2 separate regions of the Homo sapiens genome follow, and region 2 is linked to region 1. Evidence: read pairs that join two places in POLR2A ChIA-PET (ENCODE). Cell type or tissue: OCI-LY7. All regions are shown on one strand. Links, peaks and the distances in the headings refer to the core of each region. The heading gives the core; the rest is flanking DNA. Region 1 overlaps PRKCE (protein kinase C epsilon). Region 2 overlaps SRBD1 (S1 RNA binding domain 1).

The links. Peaks named below come from ENCODE experiments on the same cell type or tissue, not always from the same donor. Only the 100,000 strongest peaks of a DNase experiment are listed, where the experiment ranks them.
Region 2: POLR2A ChIA-PET joins it to region 1 with 7 read pairs; 2 of 35 experiments call an interaction of 5 or more read pairs at or near these places.

What each region holds. Positions count from the first base shown.
Region 1 is chr2:46,027,320-46,035,664 of GRCh38, reverse strand. All of the region lies in intron 10 of PRKCE (protein kinase C epsilon), which reads right to left. Among named protein-coding and RNA genes, the nearest start is that of EPAS1, 270 kb to the left of the region's middle. In OCI-LY7, for the core only: a CTCF peak has its summit at 6,216 (motif pointing left); no DNase peak of the experiment used is centred there.
Region 2 is chr2:45,461,853-45,470,197 of GRCh38, reverse strand. The region is part of intron 16 of SRBD1 (S1 RNA binding domain 1); the gene reads left to right. Among named protein-coding and RNA genes, the nearest start is that of SRBD1, 150 kb to the left of the region's middle. RefSeq lists an enhancer at 3,720-4,230. In OCI-LY7, for the core only: no CTCF peak of the experiment used is centred there; a DNase peak (open chromatin) is centred at 3,303; H3K27ac peaks cover 2,904 bases.

The DNA of each region.
Region 1 (8,345 bases), core at 260-8,259:
TATACACACGCACATATATGGCATATGCCAAATACATGACAAATGTTCAGCAGACATTTACGAACAACAATATTATTCCCTCCTTGAGCTGAGACCTCTAATGGTTTTTCATTTCACACACTCCTTCCCTAAGTCTGGGAGGGCACCCCCTGGACTAAAGAGGGGAGTTATGAGGTGGGGATGGAGCAGGCAGGGACTGGGAAGGACAAAGTGTCCTGTTTCAAGTTAGCATCTGCACAAAAGAGCCTGCCCTGGGGTATGGTCTAGTCAAGCAAAGCCCTGGCCTTTTGTGCTTCTTGCTCACACAGGAGACCTGGACCTTGTTTTCTCTATGAGAAAGGAGTTCAGATCCTTCAGGCTACAGAGAAGGCTCTGGCCTTTCAGGCCAGCTTCAAAAATTCTGATGTTTCTCTAGAGGTATCAAAGAAATCCTGAAGTGTGGTGTCATGAGCTATGGGCAGGCCTGTGGTGTATGGGGACACCTGGACGATGGAAGCTGGGAATGTGCTCTGCTTGAAAGCCCTGACATCAAGGGTCATTCTGATTTTGCTGAGCCAGAGCAAAGGAGACCCTGTCTGAAGGAAGAGGAAGGGTGAGACCTTCAGCTTCAGAGGTACAACCCATGTGGTCACAGGCTGCTTTCGAGAAGGGACTCTTTGGGTCTAATCCAGATTTGTAGCCCCTTCCCAGAACCAAGATGTACAGAGACCACACATAGTAGGGCTATCACTCTAAGGTGTAGGCAGTGCATGCCAACAAGCTAGCAGTCTCAGAATGGTTTGCAAAGGTGCAAACCTCAGAACATACCATCAGTAATGAATCTGGCTACTGTTTGGCCTCTGATACGTGCATGGCACTATGCCAGAAATAATATCTCTAATCTTCCCAACAAGCCTCCAAAGGAGGTCAGAGCAGTTGATTTGCCAAAGGACTCCCTGTGGTTGGGCAGCAGAGCCCAGACAGGATCCCCGCCCTGGGTTCTGTCCAGCATGCTAGGTTGCCTCTCCTAAGCCCATGGCCTCGGCGTGCTCCCAAGGCTACAGGAGGGGAAGCTGACAGAGACTGAGTTACTGTGGTGTCCTTAGATGTGGGAGGGAGGATCTTCGGAAGGAAGCAGCCAATTCTGGTGTTGCTTGAGGTTTGAAGGATTGGTGGCTAGAGATCTATATGCAATGTTTTCAAAATTAGGAGTTGGAATGGAAGATACTCCGACCAAGGAAGAATACAATACCAAATATGCAAACACGGGCACACAGCCCCCTCCTTACGAAAGTAGGGGGAAGAGCCCTAATCACCACTATCATTTATTAAATGCTTGCTATGGGCCTGGTGCTGTTGGGTAAGTGCTTTACCCAATTTATTTCATTTAATCCTCCCTACAACCCTATGGGGTAGGTGACAGCCCCTATCTAAGGATAACATGGAAGTGAGTGCTTGGAAAATCTGTAACTACTTTACAAGTAACATTGAGGTATAAGTACTCAGGTTTGGACTCTCACAGACCGCAGTCTTGGCTCTTGGGATGCCCCAAGACATCCTTTATTTCAGAGCCAAATTTCTAAAAGCCTAGAGTGTTGTCATCTCCAGCATGGCTTAAGGCTATGTCCTTACCCACTGTCAGTGGGCTGGGGCCATCTGCCTAGACTTGGTGCCTGTTTTAGGTACATTAGAAAGCCTACGGCTTTCTCTAAACTGAAACATAGGCTTTCAGACTGAAATCCCAAGCTCAAGGTTGTCCTCACACTGGTGACCCCTCAATTTGTTCCTCTCATCAGAAATGCTCTTTCCCCTCTGAGTCATCAGTGCAAATCCTACAGTCCTCCAGGCTCAGGTGAAATGCCACCTCCCATGCCCAGTTGCCCTGACTCTCCATTCTTCTAGGAACTCCTCCAGCAGCCCGGCATCTGATTCTATCGAATCCTGCACTGCTTACCTCATTTCATACGTACACTTTTGAGGATAAGGCTCATAGCTTACAGATCTTTTTCAAATCCAGTCAGATTTAGGACAGTGCCTTGGGCAGTCATTTGCTGATTGATTCTAAAGTCAACTCTCTCCAACAGTAGGTGTCTATGCCACTATCAGGCAGTATTTCTCAAAGCGTGGCCAATAACCACCTTGCATTTTAAAATGCAGATCCCCAAGCCCTATTGAATCTGTATCTCAAGGGGTGGGACCTACAATTTGCCAATTAACCGGCTCCCTGGGAGATCCAAAAACACTAATGTTTAAGAACCCTGCCATGAGGGACAATGCAATAGTCAACTGAGACAGCAAGATCCATGTCCAAGGGCCATCAGAAGACAGGGTGTGGGGTTCTGCTATGAATGCCAAGGAAACCACCCACTGTGGTGGGACTTCCCACCACCACGCCCAGTGAGGAAGATGATGAGCAACGGCTACCAGACCTCTCTCACCAAATGATGATGTGTTGACGTGCTGTCATCACCATCAGTGAAAATGATATGACTAAGTCCATAAGTGATGTTTGGTTCACCTTTTCTCCTCTCTAATCCTCCCAGAAATGACTGATCTTTGTAAATACTACATGTTGACTTCTTGTCATTGCGTCATAAGTGGAGGCCATCCAACTCATGCTTCTACATTTTTCATCTGATTACAGGTGAGAACGGGCTTCTCCTCCAACTGGATGGCTCCAGTTCTATACATGAAACCCTGACCTTTAGAAGCACCACTGACGGCTACTTCAACTTATACCTCCGTGTTTCCAGTCCATGATGAATTTTTGGGAAAGAGAGCTCTTTTCTCACAGTTGAAAACACTGGCAGCCTGCAGATGTGGAAGTCTCAGCTGGGAAACATGAAATCTTTCGATATCCCAAAAGCACACACCTTGGAAGATAAACTTTACCCATGACTAACTAAAGTCATTCTTAAGAGAAAATTATGGAGAGGATTAACATGCTTCATCCCTTTCTCTCAGCTTCCTGATTAGGACCTTCTAGAGTTACATAAATCACTTCTTGCTCTAGCCAGCCTGACTCCAAGCATCAACACACCATTGTTGCCTGGGCATTTTTTCAGCCTAGCCAATAAAAACTCCCAAGTCATCCTGGAACTTTTGGAGATGACTGAGATGCAAGAAAAAAAACACGGTAGACTTTAACAAACTGTACAACTGGGGACAACCAGCGGGAAGGTTTTGGAAGGCTGGGGGTAAAGAGGTGGCCTGACCATAATTAAGGGCAAGTCCTGCCAGCAAACCCGTGCCCATTTTAAGAGAGGGATGGCGGTTTTCCCAGGCGGAAGCTGGGTGCCAGGGCTCATTCCATAGACAAATGCTGTCCTCTCTCCCCTCCTTAAAATGAACATTGTCAGGAACAGGAAGGGCACAGGCGTGGTTCTGGAAAGATCTCAGTTCCAGTCCCAGCTCATCGTTTGTGCCTATTTCCTCATCTGTCAAAGAAAGATATCCCAGGACCCTGCCTGTCGCAAAAGCACCATGAAGATAAAGTAAGATCATGGACAAAGGACTTTGTAAAGCAATTTAAAAGTTGTATGTGTGCTACATGCCAGGCACTGTGCTAAAGGCCATACATGTTTTAACTAAATTCTTGCGGCAGTCTTCTAAGGGAAGTATTATTTCCACTGCGCAAAGGAGAACACCAGGATTCACTGGCATTGTTAATATTTGCTGGAAGTTTAAAAAACCAAATAAATGTCTGAAAAGTAAATGTTCAAAATGAGATACCCTATTGCTAAGAGGCTGTGAGATGAGTTTGTGTGGGTGGGAAGAGGTTAAAAAAATAAGTTCGCATTCTCTCCCATGCAAATTGCGACCAGTTGGTAGGGGCTGTGAGGAGCATGTGGGATATTCAGGATTCTCTAGTCATGGGCTGAGAGGAGGAGCATGATGGACTAGCAACTTGACGGTAGCTGCTAAATCAGCCGATTTTAGTTCCAGAAATGACTCCTGCTGGGTGTAATCACACTGGCTTTCATTACCATCACTGCCACAGGATGCATGAGCATTTATGAGCATTTTACTCTGGGTAAGTGGGTTTTTTCTACACACACACACACACACACACACACACACACACACACACACACGAGCAGAATGTAAAGGGGTAGAAGACTGTGTGTCTGCCTTTGGGTACTGACAGTGATTTTGGGAGATAAGACTTTTGTGCATAGAAATCTAAATAGCTAGTCGTGGTATGTATGCTGGCTGCCAAGAAAGAAGGAAAATTAATAAATGCTACAGGGATTTGGATGAACTGAAGGGTTTGTGGAAGAGGCGGGATGTGAGATGATCAGTGGGAGGTCAGGACAATCAAGGGGCATGGCTGGGGCATCTCAGGCAGAGGGAACAGGCAGGAATTCACATGCCAATGTTTCCAGAAAGCGGGCAGTGAGATCGAAGACAGCAGGCTGAGAGCCAACAAAGGAACAAGGAGATATTGACATTTTATTTTGCTGGGCATGAGTGGTGCTCAAAGTCTCAAAATACGGTCACAAAAGTGGGCAAGTTCTTTTCGTTTATTTGTAAAGCTCCTTTCCCAAGTGATTTATTTCAAATAAAAATCTAATTGGCTATCCCACTCTAATCCATTGCTTCAGTTACTATCCAAAGTAGTATTTAAGGGAAATCCATTTAAATATTCATCCCTACTCACATAGAGCATGGTACATCATTCACGACAGAGTTGTTTAAATATAGAATGCACTCCAGGTAACAAATGATGTATACAGGACCGTGCAAGACACTCCAGAGAAGGTCCCACCAATCATAAAAGGAAACACGTAACGAAAACTGTCTTCACGGAGAAGAAATATTCCGTGGATGACCAAGACTGCAAGGATGTTAGAGTTTGTGGTGCAGGAATACAGGGACTATCCCACATCACACAGGGCTAGGAGAAACAAATGGTGGGTTAGAAGGTGGAAAAGGGAAAAGTCGTTTAAGCGAATAATTCCTTTTCGTTGGGACATAATTACAAGTTGCTACAGGGAAGTATTATGATAGCAGCAATCCTAAGAGACATTAATTTCAGAGACCCTGAAGGTAGCAGCTTTAGATCTTATGCATCCCCAAATCACACCTGAAAGATGCAATAGCTGTTCAGAAGTAACAGCAAGAGGGAGGAGGGACAGGACTTCAGAATCCCCAGGGAGGGGGGCATGGTGGAACAGCCACATGATTTTCATGATTTTGTCTTCTGTCCTTTCAGTCTCTCCCTCTCTCTAACCCCCACTACCAAGTTGGTATTTGGGACCGCCCCACTACTTGGGGTATTCTGGGAGGACAGGAAAGACTTAAACTTAGCTAGGGAAGCAGGAAAGCACTCCAGAGTGCCCCATGTGGGTTTAAAGGACCTGGGGGTTAGACAGGAGGTTCACATCTGTTGTATGGATGAGAAAATAAGCTTGTTTTTCAACAAGTCTGCTGTCTTTCTGAGTGTGTCTATATCTGCAAGGTTCTCCAGTGCTGTCTTCTCCATGTTCAAGGTGGATGCCTAGAATATTGTCCATGTTCTTAGACTATGGAGACAGCAGTGAGGATGCTGCCCTCCCAGGATGTGGGGATCTCAGGGAGTGATCAGCTCAGTCACCCAGCAGTTTTGCAAGTGAGGCTTTTCATTACTCCCTGGTGGGAAATAGCTTAACTTTCTAATGGGTTTACAGAATCTTCTAGCCATGTTTTGCGGGTGGGTTTTTCACCTTGCGTCACAGAGAGGGTATTTAGAAGAAAGGACAGTGTGGGAAACATTTACTCAGATACACAGCTTGGGAAGAGGATCATTATTCATGGAGTCTTCTGGTACAAGGACCCCAGCAAATGCCCTCCAAACATCATTTCCTCCTCCACTTACATTTCAAAAAAAGCTGCAGGAGTTTGATATTTTCTTAGTTTCCTTTTCCTGACTCCCTCTGTACAGGATGATGTAGTTGTTTACTTTAAGGCTCAGGAGTCAGCCAGCATTGTATGAAAAGCTTTCCCACAAAAAAAAAAAAACCCATACGACGACAAACCCCTTTCCCTGATGTTTAAGCAATTAGCGATGCATGAACAGGCTTGCTTGAGCTCTTGGTCTAGGACCTGCTCCTTCTTCCTGTTGCAGGAGCCACTCACCCTGGGACTGAGGGATACAGGGAGGCCTTTTCATTTCACAAAGGGTGGCGTTAGTGGGGGCAGTGAACAGACAGGATCTTCATTGGTCCCACCTCCAAGCCACTTTTGTGGCTCCCCCTGCTGTTCACCCCGGTGTCACATGAAATTCCAAACCTCAATGTGCTTATCCATAAAATGGGGAAATAAAAAAGTTGTGGAAAAGATGAAACCACCATGTAAATTTAACATATTATCTGAGACAGCACTGTAGAATGATGAACACTAGGACAATGGAACAGAAACTGCCTTGGTTCAAATCCAATTCTACCACTTCTTAACTATGTGACGTTGGAGAAGTCATTCTACCTCCCTGTGTCTCAGGATATCCACCTCTCAGGACTATTGCAAAGATTAAGTTAATCAACATACGTAAAGAGCTTTAAAAAATGACAGGTATATAGTAAGTGCCATAAGAACATTAGCTAAGTTCACAATAACAAAGACGTGGAATCAACCTAAATGCCCATCAATGATAGACTGGGTAAAGAAAATGTGGTATATACACACCATGGAATAATATGCAGCCATAAAAAAGAACCAGATCATGTCCTTTACAGGGACATGGATGGAGCTGGAGGCCATTATCCTTAGCAAACTAACACAGGAACAGAAAACCAAATACCACATGTTCTCACTTGTAAGTGAGAGCTAAATGATGAGCATACATGGACACATAGAGGGGAACAACATGCACTGGGGCCTGTGGGAGTGGGGAGGAGGGAGAGGATCAGCAAAAATAACTAATGAGTACCAAGCTTAATACCTGGGTGATGAAATAATCTGTACAATAAGCCCCCATGACACAAGTTTACCTATGTAACAAACCTGCACATATACCCTGAACTTAAAAGTTTTTAAAAAGAACATCAGTTATTATCATTCTTGGCTTATAGAAAACACTCTATAAATGTTAGTTACATTTACGTATGTGATGGCAGCAAGGAAAGCTGTTATTTTCAACCAGTGGTGGCAGGTGGGGAGGGCAGCACAGTGAGTGCTATGTCCCCTATAGAATATGCCAGAATCTAGAAAGAACACACACATCTACAGTTTAAAAGGTTCAATTTATAACATCACTTTATAGGTGAAAATGGAAAGATAACTATGGTTTTCATAATACAAACTGCCAAATGAAATGTTTGGCATCTTCTTAGTTATAAAACATGGTTTAAAAACATGTTGCAAAACACAAATGTTGTGGCAGTGAAGAAAGTTTACCCCCCAACTCAGAGCTGCTTGCTGAAAGAGTGAGGCTGGGCTAGGTTACTCTTTAAGAATCCCAACCTTCGGCCGGACGCGGTGGCTCACGCCTGTAATTCCAGCACTTTGGGAGGCTGAGACGGGCGGATCACTTGAGGTCAAGAGTTTGAGACCGGCCTGGCCAGCATGGCAAAACCCCGTCTCTACTAAAAACACAAAAGTCAGCCGGGTGCAGTGGTGGGAGCCTGTAATCCCAGCTACTCGGGAGGCTGAGGCAGGAGAATCACGTGAACCCGGGAGGCGGAGGCTGCAGTGAGCTAAGATCTTGCCACTGCACTCCAGTCTGGGCCACAGAGCCCGACTCCATCTCAAAAAAAAAAAAGAAAAAAAAGAATCCCAACCTTCAAGAGGGAGGTCCCCCAGGGTAGGTGGAAGGTGGGCCAGCAGTTCTGTAGATAACCCCCTGGTCTTGAGCCCCATCTTGGCCTTGGTCTTGGAAAGAGGATAGGGACTACGCTTCATTCTTCCAGCTAAATAGGCCATGGGACCAGTCACCACACTTCTTGTCCTTGAGACAGATCATACTGCCAAAAGAACAGGAAAATCGAAACTTTAGTGGCAAAAGAATGATACACAGAGGTAGTGCACAAGCTCAGTTTTTTGTTAAAGTTCGAATTTTTGGAGAGCATGTCATCATTTAAAATGCTAGTGCCTATGACAGTTTGGATGCTTTCATGTTCTTGTTCCCCTTCCCTGCCTTATTGTAAAATATACCTACGAATGAGAATATGTAAAATATGCATATGCATTTTAAAGATCAAATAAGACTCACTTTTAGCTGTGACCCACCTTGACAGATAGAACATGGTTGCTGGCCTTTGAAACCCCTTTAACTCTCTTTAATTGCAACCTCTCTCCCCATCCTCATTCAGTCCCTATTTGGACTTCCCTGGTAATCATGATCTTGTTTTTCTTTTCTTTTTCTTTCTTTTTTGAGATAGGGTCTCACT
Region 2 (8,345 bases), core at 274-8,273, 570 kb after region 1:
AGAGATTATTAAATGGAGTTTTAGTTTAGGTCTAAATAAAGTAAGGTTTCTTGCCTGTTCTACAGTGTTTGCTCAAATCTTTTAAAACATTTTAATTCCTTAATTATCATAGTAAAGTGGGATACAGAAAAGAGTCTGTCCCATGCCCGGTCACCTAGGTGACTTTTGTTTGGATTTTTGCCCCATACACAAAAGCAGTATTTTGAAATAGAGAAAACACAAAGGTGAAACAGAGGAAATTGTTCTAAAACTGAGACATTATTTACACAGGTGAATTCTCTGCCAAAATGGTTTTGCAATGTTGTCCCTTGACTCTAAGGCCCAGGATATGGGCTGTACTGAATCTTTGCTTTACAGGGTATTATGAGTGAAATTCAGACTTAGCCTTGCAATTCAGATATTTCATTCACTTGTGACAAAGCAGAGACCTAACTGAAGGAAAACAAGTAATTGACCTTGACTAGGTGTATGAACCCAACTCATGTGTTAGAATTTGCTATTTATTCCTTAAATTTCAAGTTTTAAAATTTCTTTTCTGGGTATTTTTCCCTTCAGGATGAATTATGCTTCCTATGTTGAAATACTAGCTTTAGTTTTCTCAAGTTCCTGGAAATCACCAACAATGTAATAAGCCATGTATACACACACATAACCTAGTGTAACACCATTACTTATCTTTAAAAGAAATGTGAAATGATAGCATGATTTGAAGAACCTTTTACCAATAATGCCTTAAATTAAAATGACATATCTAATTTCCTTTATCTTTTGTTTGCTTACTCTGTGTATGTCATTGACCTTGGCAGTGAAACTAGATCCATTTCAGTTTCAAGTTCACCTTCTAGTTTTCGTGTTAGCACAGAAATCACTGTTACAGTTTCTAAAACTTTAAGTTACTTTCAGTGTTTAAAACTAATAATTATATGATCATTTAAAAAATTATATATAACATTAAAAATACTATCATGAAAGAAAAGATTAGTAAATTCTACTGCATTAGAATCTAAAACATCTCTCAGTCAGAAAACAATATATAGACCATCCATAGACAGGGAGAAGGTATTATATTTACAACACATAAACTATAAATGATACAGAATATGTAAAGGTCTCTTGCAAATCAAGACATGAAAAGACAATTCCAGAGAAAAACAGGCAAAGGCTATGAACAGGCAGTTCACAGAAGAGGAGATACAAAAGAATAATAAAGCTATGAAAAAATTTCTCTCTCTTACCATGAATGGAGGAAATGCATGCTAAAGCCATAAACCCTTCAGGCTGTCAAAAATTAGTCTGATAATTCAGATGTTAGCAAGCATGTGGAACACTTGGAATCTTGTACATTATTTATAGCAGTATAAATTGGTACCACCACTTTGGAGAGCACTGGAAGTTAACAGAGCTGGAGATGAGAATTCTCTTCAACTCAGCAATTCTGTTGCAGAATGTATATAGCCTAGAAAAATTCTCTAAAATGAACCTAAGAAGACATGCACAATAAATTCATTGAGACTGGGCACGGTGGCTCACACCTGTAATCCCAACACTTTGGGAGGCCGAGGTAGGAGGATTGCTTGAGCCCAGGAGTTTGAGACAGCCTGAGTGACATAGTGAGACGTCATCTCTACAAAAAAGTAAAACAATTAGCTGAGCATGGTGGTGCACACATGTAGTCCCAGCTACTGGGGAGGCTGAGGTGAAAGGATCACTTGGGCCCGGAAGATAAAGGCTGCATTGTGTTGTGATTATGCCACTGCACTCCAGCCAGGGCAACAGAGTGAGACCCTGTGTCAAAAAAAAAAAAAAAAAGTTCATTGAAGCAATATTTATAGTAGTGAAAATTTGGAAATACTGTGCTCATCATCTGGAAACTGGAAAGATACACTAGTAAAGTCAAGACTGTGAAAGAACAGATAGAGCAGTGAAAATGACTCAGAAATGCTAGATTAATATGGAGAAACCTCATAAGATGTAATGTTAAGCGAGAAAGTAAGTTGCAGAATATGTACAGTATTATAGGGCTGATATAAAATTTAAAAATATGAAATATATAGGATTTATGAATACCTATATATAGTAAGATTATAAAAATAAGCGCAGAATTTAAGATGATAGTTTGGATGGGGCATGGAACGAGAGAAAAATGGGAACTGGGAGAGGTACACCAGGAGTTTCAATCATATTTATAATATCTTATTTCTTAAACTGGTTGGTGTTGCTTATACTCTGTAACTTTTGTTAAATATTTCATAATTTTTTAACAAGATGCAGGAAAGCTTGGTCAAATGCTACAGATGCTTTAACTCGGGAACTTTGGCTTTCAGTTGGTTTTAGTGTCTTCCCTATATATTGATGAGTGTGTGTGTACATGTGTGTTTTACAATGAGAATTTACTTATAATCAGAAAAAGGTAAGCTATTTTCATTGTTAGTGAAAATTTAAATATACATTTCATATTATATGTTACCTTTCCCTTCATAATATTCTTAGAAATCTTTCTCAAGCCCCTAATGTTGCACGAAGTCAAATGCTTTGTAAGGCACAGTTTTGACACTATCTTAAAAAATATCTTATCTCATAAATGCAGGTTTTTCTTCTGTGAATTTTAGGAATTAAATAATTATTTTTCCCCCATGGTCATTTTAGACAGATGTGGCCTACGACAAACCTGTAGACTGCCAAATTTCTAGTGCTTATATACAGGGCAGAGTTGGGTAGAGCAGATGTTTAAGGAATTATGGTATCATATGTTACAGTAATGGTACTGTCATTTAACTAGCATTTATCGTATACTATTTTCTTTTCGCCACTACCTGCTTCCCTCACTCTTAAATTATTTAAATGAGAAACCTTAAGATTATGCAGGGGAGTTTTTAAAAATACCTAGGCTACATCTCCAGAGTTTGTAGTTTAATTGGTCTGGGGGTGGGCCCCACATGCCAACAAGCTTCTTAAAATTCACATGTAATTCAAATGTACAACCAGGGCGGAGAATCACTAGTTCTGAAAATACAGTCAGTAGACTAGCAGCATCAATATCATCTGACAATATGCTAGAAATGTGCATTCTTTCACTTGCTTCCCAGACCTGTAGGATCAGAAATTCAGGGGGATTGGACCCTGTAGTCTGTGTTTTATTGGCCTGGGTTTGAGAACCACTGGTCTCTAATGCTCCTCAAACTTGACTATGCATATAAAATCCCTTTGTTAAAGATGCAAACTCTGATTCAGTTAACCTGGAGTGAGCAATGACAGTCTGTGTTTCTAGGAAGCACTCAGGTGATAACTGTGCTGCTGGTCTGTTTTGATTAACAAGAGACCCTGCTGAAAGTCTCCTGGGCCCTCCCTCAGGCCTGTTGAATCAGAATCTGATTTTAACAAGATTTCTAGGTGTTTTGAATGCACATTGCAGTGTATGTAATGTAGGAGGAAAATTAGGACATGCCAGTATCTAAGGGTGAGAGTTTGAAGAAGCAAAAATCAGTATTGTGAAACACAACCAAGATGAAATAGGAACAGAACTGAAAATGTGTCTTTTGTGTTTAATTTTAAATGTTTCCTTTAAAGAAATTTTCCTTTAAAGTGAACGTACTCATTTAAAATATTGATGATTACCATAAAAATAATTTCACTGGAGTGGTGGAGGCAGAAGTCTGAAAGAATTAAATCCAGGACTGAATGAAGTGTAAGCATTTGAGAGACAAGTGTATACAAATGTTTAAGGAAGAGAGTTATTTAAGGAGGTCAGGATTTGAATGTGTTGAATGTCACTGGGAGGAGGGAGAAGTGGAGAGTGAGAAGTTGAATATGCTGAAGAGGGAGGCAGCTGGTTGCCTGAGGAGATGGCATCCACAGGATGCCTCCAGGAATAGCCTAAGGAAGAAAATGGAGAGGAGCTCCAGAGAGACTCCTGTGGGGTAGTAGGTGCCCGGCAAGAGATGGAAGATAGCAGGACTGTGAGGAGTTGTTCCCCTACATTTCTTATCTTCTCTGTGAAGCAGGAACCTACTCCCTGCTAACTGCTCCCTCAACACACACAAAAGAACAGCTAGTGTTAAGTGTCTGAAATCACAGTATTTATTTGCTTACTGTGTTCCTCTTCTAGTGCAATAAAAGCCCTTACATGAGGGTAGGCTGTTTCCACTTCTTGTATCTTCAGCTCCCAGGACCTGGCACATGGTAGATATTCAGTATTTCTGAATGAATGCATGGTAGATTATTGGTATAGTTGACCATTTATTGTATTTTTTAAACTTTATTATAAACACACCATAAAATTTTGCAGCCTCTCCAAATTTTTGTTGAAGTGGGATCAGAACTGAAAATGTGTCTTTTGTGTTTAATTTTAAAACAATTCTTGTTCATTTAAAATCAAGAAAATGTAGCCTGGTCACAAATGCTTCTTAGATCCAGGTGTTTTGAATGCACTGTAATGTAATGCACTGTAACATGCATTCAGAACACCTGGAAATCTTGTAAAAATCAAGGTTACATTAAAAAGTGTAGCCTTTCACTTAAAATTTTAAACCTGAACTGTTAAATAATATTTTTAAAATGAAACTCCTTTGAAGAAAATATGTTGAAAATCATTGTCTTCCTTTCTAGTTTTCTTCCAGTCTTATACTTTGATCATTAAAAGTGTTAAGTCCTTTATGTTCAAGGTAAGAATCTGTTCAGTTTTTTGTCCAGACAGGGACCATGGTGTTTTCTTGCAGTCTGGATCATTTCCCATCAGAATTTTGACTGTCACATTCGTGTGTCTGTGTGTGCATTTATATATATATACACACATATATGTATATGTGTGTATATAGTCAGCCCTCCATATCTGGGGCTTCCAAATTCAACTAATTATGGATTGAAAATATTGAGAGGAAAAAAAGGATAGTTGCATCTGTACTGAACATGTACAGACTTTTTTTCCGTGTCATTGTTGCCTAAACCATACAGTTTAACAACTATTTAAATAGCCTTTACACCGTATTAGGTATTATAAGTAATCTAGAGATGATTTAAAGTACACAGGAGGTTGTGCAGCATAGGTTAAATGCAAATACTACACCGTTTTATATCAGGGCCTTGAGTACCTATGGATTTGGGTATCTGCAGGGAGTCCTAGAAAAAATCCCCCATACCAGGGGATGACTCTGTGTGTGTGTGTGTGTGTGTGTGTGTGTGTGTGTGTGTGTGTGTGTGTACAATCTCAACCATGACAGTTTCTTTTTAACAGAGTATTGGTACTCAATTAATTGAGAATAGTTATGACAAATGTTTAAAGATGTCGGTAAAACCACTTCATTATTTCATAAATAGCCTTTTTTTCTTATTTTATTAGGTTGTATTTGGCATACAACTTACTTTTTATACTTTTGTATACATTTTTAGAGCTTTAATGTTCAGACTTCAGTTACCTGAAAATATTCTGTCTCATTTACACATTCTGTGATCTGGAACACTGATCCAGTCTCCAATTTTGTGTCTCAGTGTTTTATACCTGTGTGAATTTCAAGCCCTTGGGTTTAGTTGATAGTGAATGGCTGGCCTTGTGAAGGCCTCGTTAACATATTCAAAATGTAATCTGTCTCAAAGCTGAGGTAGTGACCAGAATAACCAATGCCACATTCTTTCCCTTCTTTGTGATAGAATGCTTTGTGTAATTCAGTGTATGGAGGTGACACTTACAGCTCTTTATTAATTGACCTTTTATGAGGGCTGTTACTTGTTTATTATATTTGCCATCTAACCAATGATCTGAGGACGTGAAATGTCTTTTCAAAAGGTACCCTAGAACATCGTTTTTCTGTGAATTGGCGAGCAAAAGTTTCTTGAAACCTAATAGGATAGGAGAGAGCTATCTTGCATACCTCATCTCTTTTCTGTTCTCTTTTGACTTGGATCTTTCTGTGGGAGTTCTGTATGTGAGCACCTGCTTGAAAGGTGTTTGGTAGTTTAGGGCCAGAGAGCATTAGAATGGCCATGTAGTTGAAGTGAGAATGGCTAAGGAAAGTGAAGAAGGAGTGCTATGGATGAAAGAACTGGAGTTCTTTAATTTAGCATACATCTCCATTTCTTTACCCCCTCTGCAAGGCATATTCTGTTCTCGGTGGAAATAATCCTTACCAGGACAGATCAGAGGTAGCACTTATAAAGGAATGTTCTTTGATTATGACTAAATCAGTAATTAGGACTTACAATGTAAAGTGTAATATCTTTATCCAAGAAAAACTTTGTTGCGATGGGATTCATTGGAATAGAATTTTTCCTTTAAAGTGAACTTATTCATCAAAATGTAAGTTATGGAAGTTCTTAGTAATTTTATCTTTGTTTGATACAGAGCCCTAAGGGAGTTTTTAGTGTACTGGTTATGTGTGGATGCATATATTGGTTGTGTGTGGATGCATAGTTTGTAGACTAAAAATAGTAGAATAAGATTACTCCAAAAATGTTTAATCCTTCATAAAGGTATTACTGCTTTGCTAAATTTTGGGATATAATTATATGTGGATAACCATTTGGCACACTAACAATCTTGGATGTAATGTTTAACTTTACTCATGGAAAAAACCATGTAATATAATAATGTTCACATTAGAAAAAATGTTGAGAACCCAAATATAAGATTGTGCTAGGTGATTATAGCAATTGAGAAGAGAAATAAAATGTGGAAGCACTATGGGGGGCCACTTATGAGAATTTCAAAACTGTATCCTGAATATCTGATACTTGCTATTTTTCAGGAATGTTGATTAACTCATTCCTTTATATATGTGTGTTGGAGTGTGAGTTGATCATGATCTTTAAGAATAGCACAGGCAAATGTAATTACTTGTAAGATTATGTTACATTTTAAATTTAAGGGGAAGACATCATCATTATTATAGGGACAGTATGCATTAAATGCATAATCCTGCAGGAAGGCCTAAGGTATAAGAGTTGAAGTGGGAAATAAACCCTGCCTGCAAAGTGATTTTATAATGTGGTACAGAGACAGGAAGGGTGGCCTCGTTGAATTATGGTATGGGTTCACTCATGGCAAAGTTCTCCGTCCAATCTATCTTATGCTATAGACAGTTGTGTTACATTGTCTTTCTTTCTGGTGATCATGGAAAGGAATTCTAATGATAAAAGTCTGTAGTGAGGGAAAATTATATTGACAAGAGAGATTTCCCCCCCCCCCCCCGGGTTATTCTCAACAATTAAATATCATTACCATGTAAGAAAAGTTACTTATCCTGGATTCGTGTAGAATGAAAATTGTTTTTCAGTCCACAGAAATGCATGTGTTGTCGTTTTGAACAACTAACCTTAAAAAATCTATTTTTGGGTGGGATAGTAGGCAGGTTAGCAGCCTTCTTAGTGTACTTTTTTTTTTGAGATGCAGTCTCGCTCTGTTGCCCAGGCTGGAGTGCAGTGGCGCGATCTCAGCTCACTGCAAGCTCTGCCTCCCAGGTTCACGCCATTCTCCTGCCTCAGCCTCCCAAGTAGCTGGGACTACAGGTGCCCGACACCACGCCTGGCTAATTTTTTTTTTTGTATTTTTTTTTTTTTAGTACAGACGGGGTTTCACCATGTTGGCCAGGATGGTTTCGATCTCCTCTTAGTGTACTTTTAACTCTGCTGATGTGTTGTCTTTAATAATCTAGAGCAGGGCACCCAATCTGTTTATTGTACTGTATTATTAAAAAGTGTATATTCTTTTCAAATGCTTAATGGAAAGGGATAATTTTCTGACATATACAAGGCTTTTGTTTCATTATTTATTTTGAATACATGGGGCCAGAGGGTATGAATGCAGTTAGGTTTTGTTGGAAGGGAACTTGCAAAGACTTTTTGAGGCATGATGTGCAAGTGAGTGTTTTTAAGTCTCAGAGGTGTGATTATGTCATAACAGCCATAACCTCTGGGCTTGCTTTATTACTTTTATTAAAACAAATCTGTATGAGGGCGCTATGTATATTTTGGTGATGAAGGAAATGAGGTGGTTAATTTATTATGTGAACAGCACTTTCAACTAACCACAGCGTGATTCGCTGCGAGTGCAGTGAAAAAGCCTAGCTCTGTAGAAATGACTGCATTTTGATTTGTGGACCTTAACTTTCAACACCACAACATGAAGTTTATCTACAAAATGATTCCTTTTTTTTTCCTGTAATGTTTTTGTACAATTTTTAATCTCTGTTTCTTTTCTTCATTTTATTGTGGGAAAATAAAAACTTAGTAAATGAACTAAACAGCTCTCATCAGCAAACTGAAGAGAAAAAAGGGAGGAGGATCGACACGTTAGGGCATTAGGGAACTGAGTAGCATCTTTTTAGCTTCCAAGTATCTCCCACATCTATCTCAGA